Regions from separate parts of the Homo sapiens genome. Here region 1 is linked to region 2. Evidence: read pairs that join two places in POLR2A ChIA-PET (ENCODE). Cell type or tissue: GM12878. All regions are shown on one strand. Each heading gives the region's core, and the rest is flanking DNA. Links, peaks and the distances in the headings are about the cores only.

The links. Peaks named below come from ENCODE experiments on the same cell type or tissue, not always from the same donor. Only the 100,000 strongest peaks of a DNase experiment are listed, where the experiment ranks them.
Region 1: POLR2A ChIA-PET joins it to region 2 with 6 read pairs; 4 of 35 experiments call an interaction of 5 or more read pairs at or near these places.

What each region holds. Positions count from the first base shown.
Region 1 is chr5:169,805,356-169,811,551 of GRCh38, forward strand. All of the region lies in intron 26 of DOCK2 (dedicator of cytokinesis 2), which reads left to right. Among named protein-coding and RNA genes, the nearest start is that of DOCK2, 170 kb to the left of the region's middle. RefSeq lists enhancers at 1-15, 146-195, 2,830-3,407. In GM12878, for the core only: no CTCF peak of the experiment used is centred there; no DNase peak of the experiment used is centred there; H3K27ac peaks cover 601 bases.
Region 2 is chr5:169,920,735-169,926,930 of GRCh38, forward strand. The region is part of intron 27 of DOCK2 (dedicator of cytokinesis 2); the gene reads left to right. All of the region lies in intron 1 of INSYN2B (inhibitory synaptic factor family member 2B), which reads right to left. Among named protein-coding and RNA genes, the nearest start is that of INSYN2B, 57 kb to the right of the region's middle. In GM12878, for the core only: no CTCF peak of the experiment used is centred there; a DNase peak (open chromatin) is centred at 3,477; H3K27ac peaks cover 752 bases.

The DNA.
Region 1 (6,196 bases), core at 2,294-4,793, 120 kb before region 2:
CTTGCCACTGCACTTCAGCCCAGGTGACAGAACAGACCCTGACTCTCTGTCTTAAAAAAAAATTTGCCTCTTTCTGTTGAAAAGCCAATCCACAGTGTTTTTTACATTTTAGTAATGCTCAGATCCCTTTAAATGGGGAAAAAAATGTGGGTCCTTGGGAATATGCCAGTGGCCCCCAGTTTGGGGGATCCAGTTATAATGTGCTAATTGTCAAGTTCCTGGTTTGGTGGAAAGATGGCCCCAGTTCACAGTTATTTGTGAAGTAGGATGCTGAGGCTCTGCCCATCCCAGGGGAGTGGCCCCCTAGAGCTCTACCCTGACAGGCTGTCACCCTTTTGCACATTCCCTGACATCAGACACTGGTGAGAAGAGGCTGCTTGCTGTCTTACACACCCTCGATACTTAGGGCTTCAAAGCCAAGAAGTGAGTGGGAGGCTCTGAGCTCCCCGTGGGGGATTGTGGCATCTGGACTTGAGGTGTGTGGGAGGTGCGTGTCACTCTTTACCGCCTCTGAGTGCAGTGCTCTTATAATGAATTCTGACTGTGGGGACTAACCCACCCCTTTCTCCGGGTGAGCAACTGTCTTTGCTGGATGAGTTATTAAATACTGTTATCACCATTGAATTTGGTAGAAATTTTGATGCTTTTGGTGAGCTTCACATCTCACCTCTCCTGCTCATGAAGATGGAAATCTCTCTTCTTTTCTCAAAAGCTTCTTCAATGAATAGGAGGCATTCAGTAGCCATGATTACTTTGAGCTAAACTGAAAATGAGAGGCCCAAAAGTACCTAAATTTCTCATGTTCTAATATATAGCGGCTCTCAACATTGCCTCATTGCCTGCATAGTCATATCACCTCGAGAGTTTTTTTTTTTTTTTTTTTGAGCCAGGTTTCTGCTTCTGCCTCCTGAGTAGATACAACTATAGGTACCAGCCACCACACTTGGTTAATTAGTTAATTAATTAATTAATTTGTAGAGATGGGGTTTCACTATATTGCCCAGGCTGGTCTCAAACCCCTGGCCTCAAGTGATCCTCCTGCCTTGGCCTCCCAAAGTGCTGGGATTACAAGCCACCCGGGGAGCTTTTTAAAAGTCAAACTAGCAGGAGTCAGCCAAATGGGTAGGAAGATGGGGTGGGTCCCCGGTGAAACCCCATCTCCAAGCCGAAGAGTTTAAAACCTGAAAGTCAAGCTGTATGTTAAATCCTCAGACTGGATTGAGAACTTGTCCTACCATTTGGCACACTTTCCTCTGATTGATCCCCACCCTTCGCTTATTTTACATAAACTTACCTTTTCCTAATTGGTTTTCTACACTGTCATGCCCACCTTTGAGTGGTGTCTTCCCTTTAACCTTTTTTTGCGTACTAACAAACAAATCGGCAGTCCCCATTCTGAGTCTATAAAAGGCCCCAGACCCAGTCACACAAGGTGTGGGGAGGGACGGGGAGGGGACAACTTTCCAATCTTGGGGTAGGGGAACCAGTGCCCCACCTCCACCCCCCACCATCCCCCCGCCCCCCCACTGAAAGCCGTTTTCACTGCTCAAGAAAATTATTCTCCGCCCTCCTCACCCTTCAATGCCCCACGTATCCTCATTCTTCTTGGGTGCGGCACAAGAGATCCGGAACCGCTGAATATGGGTACAAGCTATAACATAGTTGGTGAGCTGGATGGGCTGAGTGAGACCTGGGCAGGGCGTCACTGGCTGGGGGTCCCCGGCTTGCAAAGCGACTGAGAAGAAAAATCTTGCATCAAAAGCAGTAATACCTAGGCCCCTGTCCCAAGTATTCTGACTGAATTGGTCTGGGGTGGGTGGGGCACTGCAATGAAAAGGTGATGATTACCAGGTGATGCTAACTGTCAGCCAGCATGAAGAGCCACAGGTGTTGAGCAGGTCTCAAACCTGAGCAGGCACCCCCAGTAACCTGGAGGAGCTGTTAAAACACGTTTCTGATCATTAGTCTGGACGGTGGGGTCCTGGCGTCCAGTAACTTATTTTTCTAGCAAGTTCCCAGGTGCTGTTGATGCTACCAATGTAGAGGCCATGCTCAGAAACCATTGCTCTAATATGACCTGTCTTTTTTTTTCCTTTAGTATTCACTGGAAATAGAGGAATAGCTGGGCTCATTCTCAGTTCTTTACCTTCTTAATTTAAGAACCCTGTCCAGTCTATAAAATCTAGCATCTTCCGGCTGGGTGCATGTGGCTCACGCCTGTAATCCCAGCACTTTGGGAGGCCGAGGCGGGCGGATCACGAGGTCAGGAGATCGAGACCATCCTGGCTAATACGGTGAAACCCCGTCTCTACTAAAAAAATACAAAAAATTAGCTGGGCGTGGTGGTGGGCGCCTGTAGTCCCAGCTACTCTGGAGGCTGAGGCAGGAGAATGGCGTGAATCTGGGAGGTGGAGCTTGCAGTGAGCCGAGATCATGGCACTGCAATCCAGCCTGGGAGACAGAGCAAGACTCTGTCTCAAAAAAAAAAAAAAAAAAAAAAAAAATCTAGCATCTTCCAATATGCATTTAATAAACCACAAAATGGCAAATATTTCAAACACATTAATTTGTACTCATGAATTCATCTTCATGGGATAGAAGGGACATGGAATATGCAAAGATCCAACTTTGAAAATCCAGACTGTAGAATGTGCTGTTTGCTTTCTACAGGCACCAACTTCTCAAAATTGAACACTTAGATGAAAACTAATAAAAAAGGCCCCCAGAGCAAATGTTCTGGATTTTTCTCCTGGTTGTTTGGACCTTCTCTGCTGACAAGAGCATAGCCATTTTTACTGGCTTTTAGTTGGCATCATGGAACAACCCATTGATGTTCCATGGAACATCCAAGAATAGAGACTATGTCCACCTACTGGAGGCATTGCCCAGGGTAGAACCACGTGTGGAAATTTAGCAATTACAGTGCAGGATGCCAAGCTTCCATTTGGGGGGCGCTGTGTGTTTGGGGAATGGGACAGGATGCTTGTCTTCAATAGATTGTCATTGTTTGGGTAATTACAGCCCAGAGCAGCAAGCCAACCTTATTCTTTGAAACCCTGGGTGTCATGGTAGGACTCAGGGGGAGATGTCTGCCTTAGCCTGGCTGTTGATTTTTTTTTAATCATAGTGTTGAATTCCCTCACCCAGCTTGCTCCTGGTCTCTTAGCATATGAAAGGGACCAGCTCAGGTGAAGGATAAAAGGCCTGACTTCTTCCTCTATTAACTCCTTTTCTCCCCCCTCACTGAGCAAGTTTAGTTGTCAACTCCAGTTACTTTGAAGGGCGGTTTCACACTGCTTCGTTCTGTGCTTTGCTGGCTGCCGAGTAACTGATAAAATTTAATATTGCTCCAGACCCAGAGAGAGTTGGTTTTTCCCCTCTTAAGACAGGGTTTTTGTTTTTATGTTTCATTCCTCAAGAAAAAGGAGAGTCGTTGTTTGCTACTCTGCTTAGCAGTCTTAAAGTGGGTAAAGATGACTCCTAATTCTCAAGAAGAAAAGGTGTTGGCTGCATCTGAATCGTGGACATAAGGAATTCTCAGAATCATCTTTTTTTAAAAAAGTATTTGAGTCTATTGGCTAAACCTGGGTGGGGGGCTACCAAGGTACTCTCAGTCATGAATGGTTTAAGGGTTCTGATTTTTTTTTTTTCTTTGAGATAAGGTCTCACTCTGTTGCCCAGGCTGGAGTGCAGTGGCGCAATCTCAGCTGACTGCAACCTCCACCTCCTGGCTCAAGCAATTCTTGTGCCTCAGCTGGCTGAGTAGCTGAGATTACAGGTGCCAGCCACTGCTCCCAGCTAATTTTTGTATTTTTAGTAGAGACGGCATTTTACCATGTTGGCCAGGCTGGTCCCGAACTCCTGACCTTAAGTGATCTGCCCACCTCCACCTCCCAAAGTGCTGGGATTACAGGCATGAGCCACTGCGCCCGGCCAGGTTTTGATGTTTTTGTTCACAACTTAGACATCAGTTGGGAGGCTTTTGCTTTTGCTTAGTGCAGTGTCTCTTGCTTGGAATGCTCTTCCAATTTCTCATCTTTCTCTGCAGGTAGAATCCTAAACTCGTTTGGAGTTCAGCTCAGATAACACTTCCTTTCTGAGATTTTCTCAATTCCATTCCCACTTCCTTCTCCTCCGCTCTGCCCCCAGGCAGAATTAGGGACTTCCTTGTCTGTGTTTTCAGAACCATGTGTGCACCCTGATATCCCAGCGCCAGTCATTTTGTGTTACTCTCTCCTGTGTAACAGGAGGCTTTGAGTGTGGAAGCTCAGGGAGCTTCCCTGAGCCACAGGTGTAGAGCAGGTCTCAAACCTGAGCTTCCACACTGACTTCGCAGAGTTTACGCTTTCAGCTTCAGTCTCTCCCATCCCACTTGAACTGTCTATTCTCTGGTTCCATTAAAATCCTTTCAGTTCCTCACTTGTGCAGCACCCTCTCACTTCTCACTGCGGCGGAGTGCCGTTCACACTGCCTGAATGCATCACCTCTGCTCTTAGCCTAGCTAAATCCTACCTTCCCCTCAGAAATCAGGTTAAATGTGACTCTCCTGAGAAGCCTTCTCTAATCCTCTTCTCCATGTCTCTTGTGGTCCAAGGAGCAGCTTGTGCTTGCTCCATTGTGGCACCTGTGTTGTCACCCTCTGTGGACTTTTCTGTCTGCCTGCAGAAACCAGAGTGCTATGAGGAGAGAGATCTTGCTGCTCTACCCCCCGCCCACCCCAGCACAATGCCTGGCTCTTGAAGCTATCTGAAGGAAGGAATAAATGAATGAATATGTCTCGCTCCAATTAATGGCAGGGCCTGATTTCTCCCTGGGGTCTTGTGCGCTGAGTGCTAGCAGGGTATTCTTCTTTTTGCCTTCTTTTCTTGTGCGCTGAGTGCTAGCAGGGTATTCTTCTTTTTGCCTTCTTTAGATGTCAGGTGCAGAGGGTTGAATTAATCACACTCCTGAGTTCATAACACATCATCTTCATTGGTCTGTGCAAGATCCTCCCCTGTTCTGTGTGTGTATATGCGTGTGCATTTTGTCATAAAACAAAATTGTATCAAATTGATTTTAGTGTTCTAATTGACTCTTACTAGTGATTCATGAGTCAGGCATTCGTATCTAAAAGACAGAAGGAGCTCTCTTGGGCGCAGCAAAGCAGTTGGTTATTGTAAGGTAGCTTGAGTAGGAAAAAGGAAATGGGATGATACAAAAAGGTGGGTTGGTTAACATCAGGTTACTTCAGGTTACTTTCCTTGTAAGAGTTAAAGCAGGGGGACTTCCTTATCATGCCAGCTCAAATGACCATGCCCTTTCCAACTGGTTGCTGTGAACCTTCTGTTTTTAAGAAAGACTGGTCTCTTTGGGGGATTTTCCTGCTTCCTTAAAGTTCCCATTTTAGTATGTCGCACTTAGCGCAAGCGACTCCATCTTGGTTTGATCTGGGCCTAGTGCAGGAGCTCAGTCCAAAACAATGGACTCCTATGATTTTATTGAACAATTTCTTACCCTTTATCCCCGTCTTCTACTCCCATTCCACATGCCCCCCACCCCCCATGAATGATTTGTCTAATGCGTTGAATATGCACGTGTGGTTTTGGGTGCATGTATGTTTACACACACACACACAGACTCTCTCTCTCTCTCTCTCACACACACACACACACACACACACACACACACACTCATGCCTCTCCTTTGAAGAGGATCAGATATGGACAGCAAAGGGCATTAGCATCTTAGCTGTGTTAGAATCCCGATGGGAGGGGAGGGGACTGCGGCATGAGCATGAATCCTCCAGACTAGAGGGCATTCTTGGTGGAGTCCTGCCCCTGACCTGCGTGTGGGAAAGCAGTCCACCCTGCCTGTCTACGCTTGGGCGCCTTCTTCTGAAGTGCATCCCCTGTGGCCACTCTGAGCTCTGGGTTCTCTGATAAACCTAGGCAGTTTGCCTGCTGCAGGGTGGAAGGGAGGCTGCCACTGCCTCTTTGCATTACTGTTTAATTCCCAGGAATCAATACCACCCTGCAAGAGCAGCAGGGTTTTCTTCTAACCTATCTGCTCCCTCATATTTGAAATAAAAGGCAGGGAGACAAGGCTTGCTGAAATTCTTTTGTCTATGGTGCATGCCAGAGAGCAGCTAATTAAGCCCCAAACCTGAGGTTGAAATACATGAGATCACTGCACCTTCTGCTGTGACCAAGGCTGCTTT
Region 2 (6,196 bases), core at 2,001-4,500:
TAATTTATAGCTGGAACTTGGCCCTTCCTTTGGGCTTACAGGAAAGCCTAAGAGCTGAATGGCTGAGCTTATCATGATCTATGTGGATGGCTCTTCTTGTCTTTCTGACCTCCACCCTAGGACACCTGTATCTCCTCCAAGCCCAGTAGTGGGCAGTTGTTTTCCTAGAGATCAGCAGCTCTTATTGTCAAAAAATATAGTTAAACAGTTTATTAGATGAACTGAGATTCATATTGTTAGGTCTTCCCTCAGTCCACGGGGGCACTTTCCTAATTACCTTTGCAAGAATATGTTTTATTCCTCAGTTATTTTCCAATTCCTTCTGGAAATTCTTTTAAAGAGTCTCAATCCCAGTGTTTTGCTTCCATAAGGGAAAAGCACGTAGGGTGATGGTCAGTAGGAATGAATGCAATGTTAGCCTGGAAAAGTGTCTGGATGGATAGGGAAAGTACTCAGAAAATTGTGTTTGTGTTTGTGACTTGAACTAAGTCCGTATTCCTCCTGATGTAAGATTTTGGATTAGAATATTCAAGATCATCACTTCCTAATATTATATAGGAAATCTCATAATCTATATAGGAATAGGAAATCTGTATAATCTTTATTTGTATTTACTATGTTATTGTTCTTTCTCAGCATAGGGGTCTTCCAGAAAAATCGATGAGTCTAGATTTTTGAGGACTGCTGTGATATTCTTTTAAAGATGAAGACTGTAATCAAGCCAAATTTTCCCAAACACATTCCATGGAACACTAAGCACGTGGATCAACAGTTTTGTAGTCAAATATTTGGAAAATGTTGCCTCTTTCCTCCTCTTCGTAGGAATTTGCTGTGGCTCTAAGCATTCCTGCATCCAGTAAAGATGTCTGTTTAACTTTGTTTAACCCAGTGTTTTCCAGTTTCACCTCATCAAAGAGCCCTTACAGAGCTGTGGAGAGGAGCACTTGGGAGAAGCCAGTTTTGGAGATGGGATTGCATCCCAGGAGTACATTGAAATGATTGCTTTCTTGAGGATTAGGGCCCACTGATAAGAACAGGCTGTAAGCAGTGTTGTGACAGTCTTCTCCCAGAGCTCTTAATCGAACTTTTAAGTTTCTCAATTGAATAGTGCACAAATACAATATTTTACCCTTTTACTGAAGGAACATAGTAAATAATACTGTGATAGCCCCTTGACAGTAGAAAGATGATCTTTTAAAAAAATGCTCCAGAGAGGTTGGAGGAGAGAATTACTTTTATCTGTGTCTATCAGAATCCCATGTACATCCTGGTCCTGGGCAAATATTATTTTAAGAGCTTTTCCATGACTCAAATACCTTCTTTCTATTCTGCTCATTTCCTTTTCTTTTTAGCCTTAATGCCATTCCACATTTGAGAGAGAACGTTAACATAAACTGCAGTAATGTCAGTCATCAATATTTGCATAGCTAGGGTGCAGCTTTTGGAAGAAGCTCTCCAGAAAAAATTACAGTACAGTGTGCACATTGCCTAAAGGTATTTATTGCTTCCAAAGAATGAATTATCTCATCTTATGGAGGAAAAGATGAAGGCTCAGAGAAGATGAGCCCTAATTTATGCAGAACCCCTGATAATATTCATCTGGAATACCAAGAAATAATGTTAATACATAAAAATAATGTAATGTAAATCATGTTATGCACTGCAGCAGTTAGCTGGAAGATCTGGAACTGATTCACCTGGTCAGTTTAGAGCTTTCTGAACTCCCTTGGTATTGTATCCAGACTGGGCTTGATACATTTAATTATCTAAGTAAAGTAGATCTTGGCCATCACCTTTGAATAATACCAACAATGAGAAAAATAACCGTTAATGGTTGAGGATTTGCAGTTTAGAGAATATCACCTACATTATCTTTCTAAGCTGGTGGAGTTACCTCATTTAACAGATTTATAGTGCTCAGAGAGGTTAAGTGATTTGTATATGGTCACACAGCTTAATGTATACTTGAGCTGGAGCCAGATCCTAACCCCTTGTATCTCCCTTAAATTGTGCTGTCTCATTCCACAGAGCTCCTCAGGCAAAGCTGTTTGATTGGATATAACCTACATTGTTTGAGTATCTGATACATTCTGGGTGGTTTTCCAAGGGGAATTCTTTGAAAGGGAGCTTGAAATTTGTATGTTGAAGTTAGATAACCTCTTTATTTAACAAACACCTGTACAGTACAGTGTTTATTGTCATTACAGGCAAGCTTCTAAGCACTTTGTAAATATCGAATTGTGAATTTCTCTTATCGGTCCCACAGACAGATATAATTTTACCGTATTTCACAGATGTGGAAACTAATATCAGAGGCTAAATAATTCCCTGGGGGACACAGAGCCACCACCTCATGGAACCAGGATTGTGCCTAGGCTCTCAGGCTCCAAGGCCTATGCTCCTCACCTCTGTGCTGGGTTCCTTCTCCTTCTAAATTCTCTGTTTACACAAGCATGGGACTGGGTAGAAAAACTGGATGGAGGGTGATTCAGATTGAGATGTTTTCTTGGTGTAAACATGAGATGTCTGGGTGGTAAGCTTATATGAATGGTTTTTACTTTTTTCTTTGTACTTTCATATATTTCCTAAATTTCCTACAATATTTATGTGTTACTTTCCTAATAATGAAGGGGCATACGCAGAAAACACATTGGCTCTAGTATAGGATTTCAGCCTTTATAGATGTTGATGCTGACTTATTAGCAACCTATTTGTTAGCAGCACATGCGTGCGTGTGCATGCACGTGGGCACACACACACACACACACACACACACACTCTTTGCAGGGGAATTTTGAGCCAGAAATTTATCTGTAGGCCCATATTCATTCCTTTTTGCACATTTCTATTGTGACCTTGGGCACGTCTCTATCCCTCTTTGAGCCACTGTTTTCTCATCTGATAAAAGAAGGATAATATTGCTTCAAAGAAGGTTAATAGGACTAAGTAAGGCACTGAATATGCATGTATTTTATAAGTTTTAAAGTGCCTTAAAAATGTGAGTAACTGTGTTTAGGTAAAAACATATATGGCATGTTTCTTAAAGTTTCTCTTCTCTGTTATTTGCATAGATGTTATGCAACTTGTGTTGTAGATAGTTTGCCAAGGAGAATTTTATCCTGCAGGCCTCAGCCAGTCAGTATATGAGCTAAGATGGAAGTTTTGTGGGATAAGCAATCTGCTGCTCCCTTGGAGAATTCTCTAAATTTGCAAGTAGAAACATTGCGGTTGGCAAAATGGAGCTGGATTAATAACGTTTATCATTCAGGTGGAGGCTTTGTGTTTGCAAAGGGCCTGGTAATTGGTAATTAGCTGATGCCCCTTGTCTCCTCCTGCCACCCTCTTCCTCCCTGCCCTGCTGTGCCCCCTGGAATCCAGAGGCAGAGGCACCTGCATGCTCCCAGTCTGCTTCTCCCTGCACAGTGCCTGGAAAGTCCCAGGGGACCACAGCCATCTGACAAGTTGGTACTGGGTTGAGTTACACCAGCCACACACACTAGCTCTGGCCCTGAGCTGGGAGTAAATGAGGTCAGGCCAAGAGACATCAAGCTTCAAACATATATTTTCAAAATAAATAGGAAGTCTCTGTCCTCATACTCTTTCCCTGTCACCTTTGCTCCCTAAAAGTCTAACCTCTTTTTAGTCAGTTTCCTGGTATCCAAAGGCCCATTTTACTTCCTCCAACCATCCTGTCAGCAAATCACATTTCCCTGTTGTGTTTTCTCCAGTAGAAAGGACTTTTCTCATTTATTTGTTCCTGAGAAGAATTAGGAATCTGAGAATCTTGATGATCTTTTGGCTGCTTCTTGGGTAGCAATTTAGACTCTCACTGAACACCCATCTCATCTCTTCAGAGCTATTCAATCATGCTGAAGTTCATTTGAACAAACTAAGACTTCCTATTAGCAACCCCATCCTGCTTAAAAAATGGAGATTCCCCTCTGCCATTAAAGCAGATCTGAGAGGCTTTTTTTGAAGGAGGGCTGAAAGTTGAATAATTAACAGGACATTTCTTTTCCAACCCTTCTTTTCTTTTCTTTTTTCATCAATCTGAAGTATCCTGGGACGCTCTTTGGCCTGGCACATGGGTAGGTAGGCATATTGTCAAAGATTGAGCTGCAGTTTTTCAATTTGTGACTTCCCTGATAACTACTTCCTCTAGAAGTCCCCAGAAATGAAAATGGGAGTGTGTGTCCAGGCACAATTGCTTCTCCCAGTCTTCCTGGGGATGTTCCAATCTTGTCAACCAGTTTTCAGTTTTGTTTCAGAGTATTGACTCAAGTAATTAAATCATCAATAATATTAGACTTCCCTTTTTCCTTTTTAATTTTTCTTTCTCTATTATTCTTTTTCTTCACTATCCACCCCAACCCCCCATTCATCTGTTCTTTTTATGGAAGGCCAAAAAGTGTAATACATGGTAAAGAGGGGAAAGGGGACTCTGTAGTAGGGAGCTGAGGACTAGTTCAGTCAGGCAGCCCTAGCTTAGCTTCAGTTTCCTTATCTGTAAAGTGGAGAAGTCAAACCTGCCTTGAGGGCAGGTGACTGAAACCCTGCAGGTAAGACCCTAGGACAGATGGGTCCTGGTAAGAGCATCGTCTTGTTGAGAGGCTGAGGTGGGCAGATCACAAGGTCAGGCGTTAAAGACCAGCCTGGCCAACATGGTGAAACCCCATCTTTACTAAAATTACAAAAATTAACTGAGCGTGGTGTTGTGCACCTGTAATCCCAGCTACTTGGGAGGCTGAGGCAGAAGAATCGCTTGAACCCAGGAGGTGGAGATTGCAATGAGCTAAGATCAGGCCACTGAACTCCAGCCTGGGCGACAGAGCAAGACTCTGTCTTAAAAAAAAAAAAAAAAAAAAAAAAAAGCATTGTCCTGGGGTGTAATCCCAGCAGCTCTGCCATTGATTGGTTGTGTGACCTGTGGGACTTCTGTAGTTCAGTTTCTTCATCTGTAGAACGGAGTGACAATAGCACCTGTCATATAGGGTTGTGTGTTGGGAGCATTAAAAGAGATCATGTAAAGTGCTTTCCAGGATGCCAGACCAATAATGGTGAGTCCTTCATACATATTATCTATTGCTGCTATTATCACTGTTTCTGGAATTTAACAATTTCTGGTTCCCTGGGGAGAAGATGTTCCCTGGCAGCTGGGCCTGTTTTAGGTCTTGTGTTTCCCGCAGAGACTCTAGGGAAATTCTTAAAGGGGCTTTGTGAGTATCATCTCTGAGCATAACTGTGTGCCCAGGAGCTCGCAACACACCCCTCATTCCATGGCAGGATGTCGTCAGCTCTGGTTAGTCTCTGAGTCCATTGCTTAGAGCTGAGCTTAGAAAAGAGAATTTCTCTCTTAGAGACAAGTGGGATGCTGTGGGAAAACATAGATCTGGGAAGCCAGTCAGGCCAAAGGGATCCAGGAGTAGGAGTTCCTATAGTCGGCATGGATGTGGATAGGTAGACGCAGGCCCAGTGCCTGACTTGGGGACCACGGGGAAGCCACTCACCTGATTGTCTCTCACCTGCCACCTGCAGACCCTGCTCCTTACTTGCTGTTTGGGAAATATTGTCGCTTTGCATAGGATGGCACTGTTCTTACTTTTGATGAATGTCTGAAAAATGAACTTCTTATCCTCTACCTTTTTCAACTGCCATATACATGCTGGCATTACTGTTAACAAATAGGCCCTTTTCCCTGATCACATGAGCCTCGGATTATGGTCTGCATTGATCTTCTGTGAGCTCAGGTGGCCATGTTCAAAGAAAGCTTTGTGAACATGATGACTGAGAAAGATGAATCTGGGTGCCGCATGAGGCTGGAAGGTGGGGGCAGTGATGTGGCACATCAGCTCACTCAGGCAGGACAGAATAGGGTTTAAGCAAAGAATGCATTAGAATGCATTATGCCATACGTCACCCACTTACCATGGCATAGGACTAGAGGGGGCCTCAAAGATTATTTAAAGAAAAACAAACCAATGCCTTTAAGGCTTGTGACTCTGTAACTAGAGGTGAAGTTTGGCTGGATGCATTCATTTAGCAACTAGTTACTTATTGAGCTTTTACTGCATCTCAGGCACTGCAGTGGAAACACAGGATGAACTAGACAATGTCCCTCCCTCTAGGTCTTCTAAAAAAAAGACCAGTACATGAAAAATAATTGTAAATTATGATACAAAACAAGGAGCAGAATAGG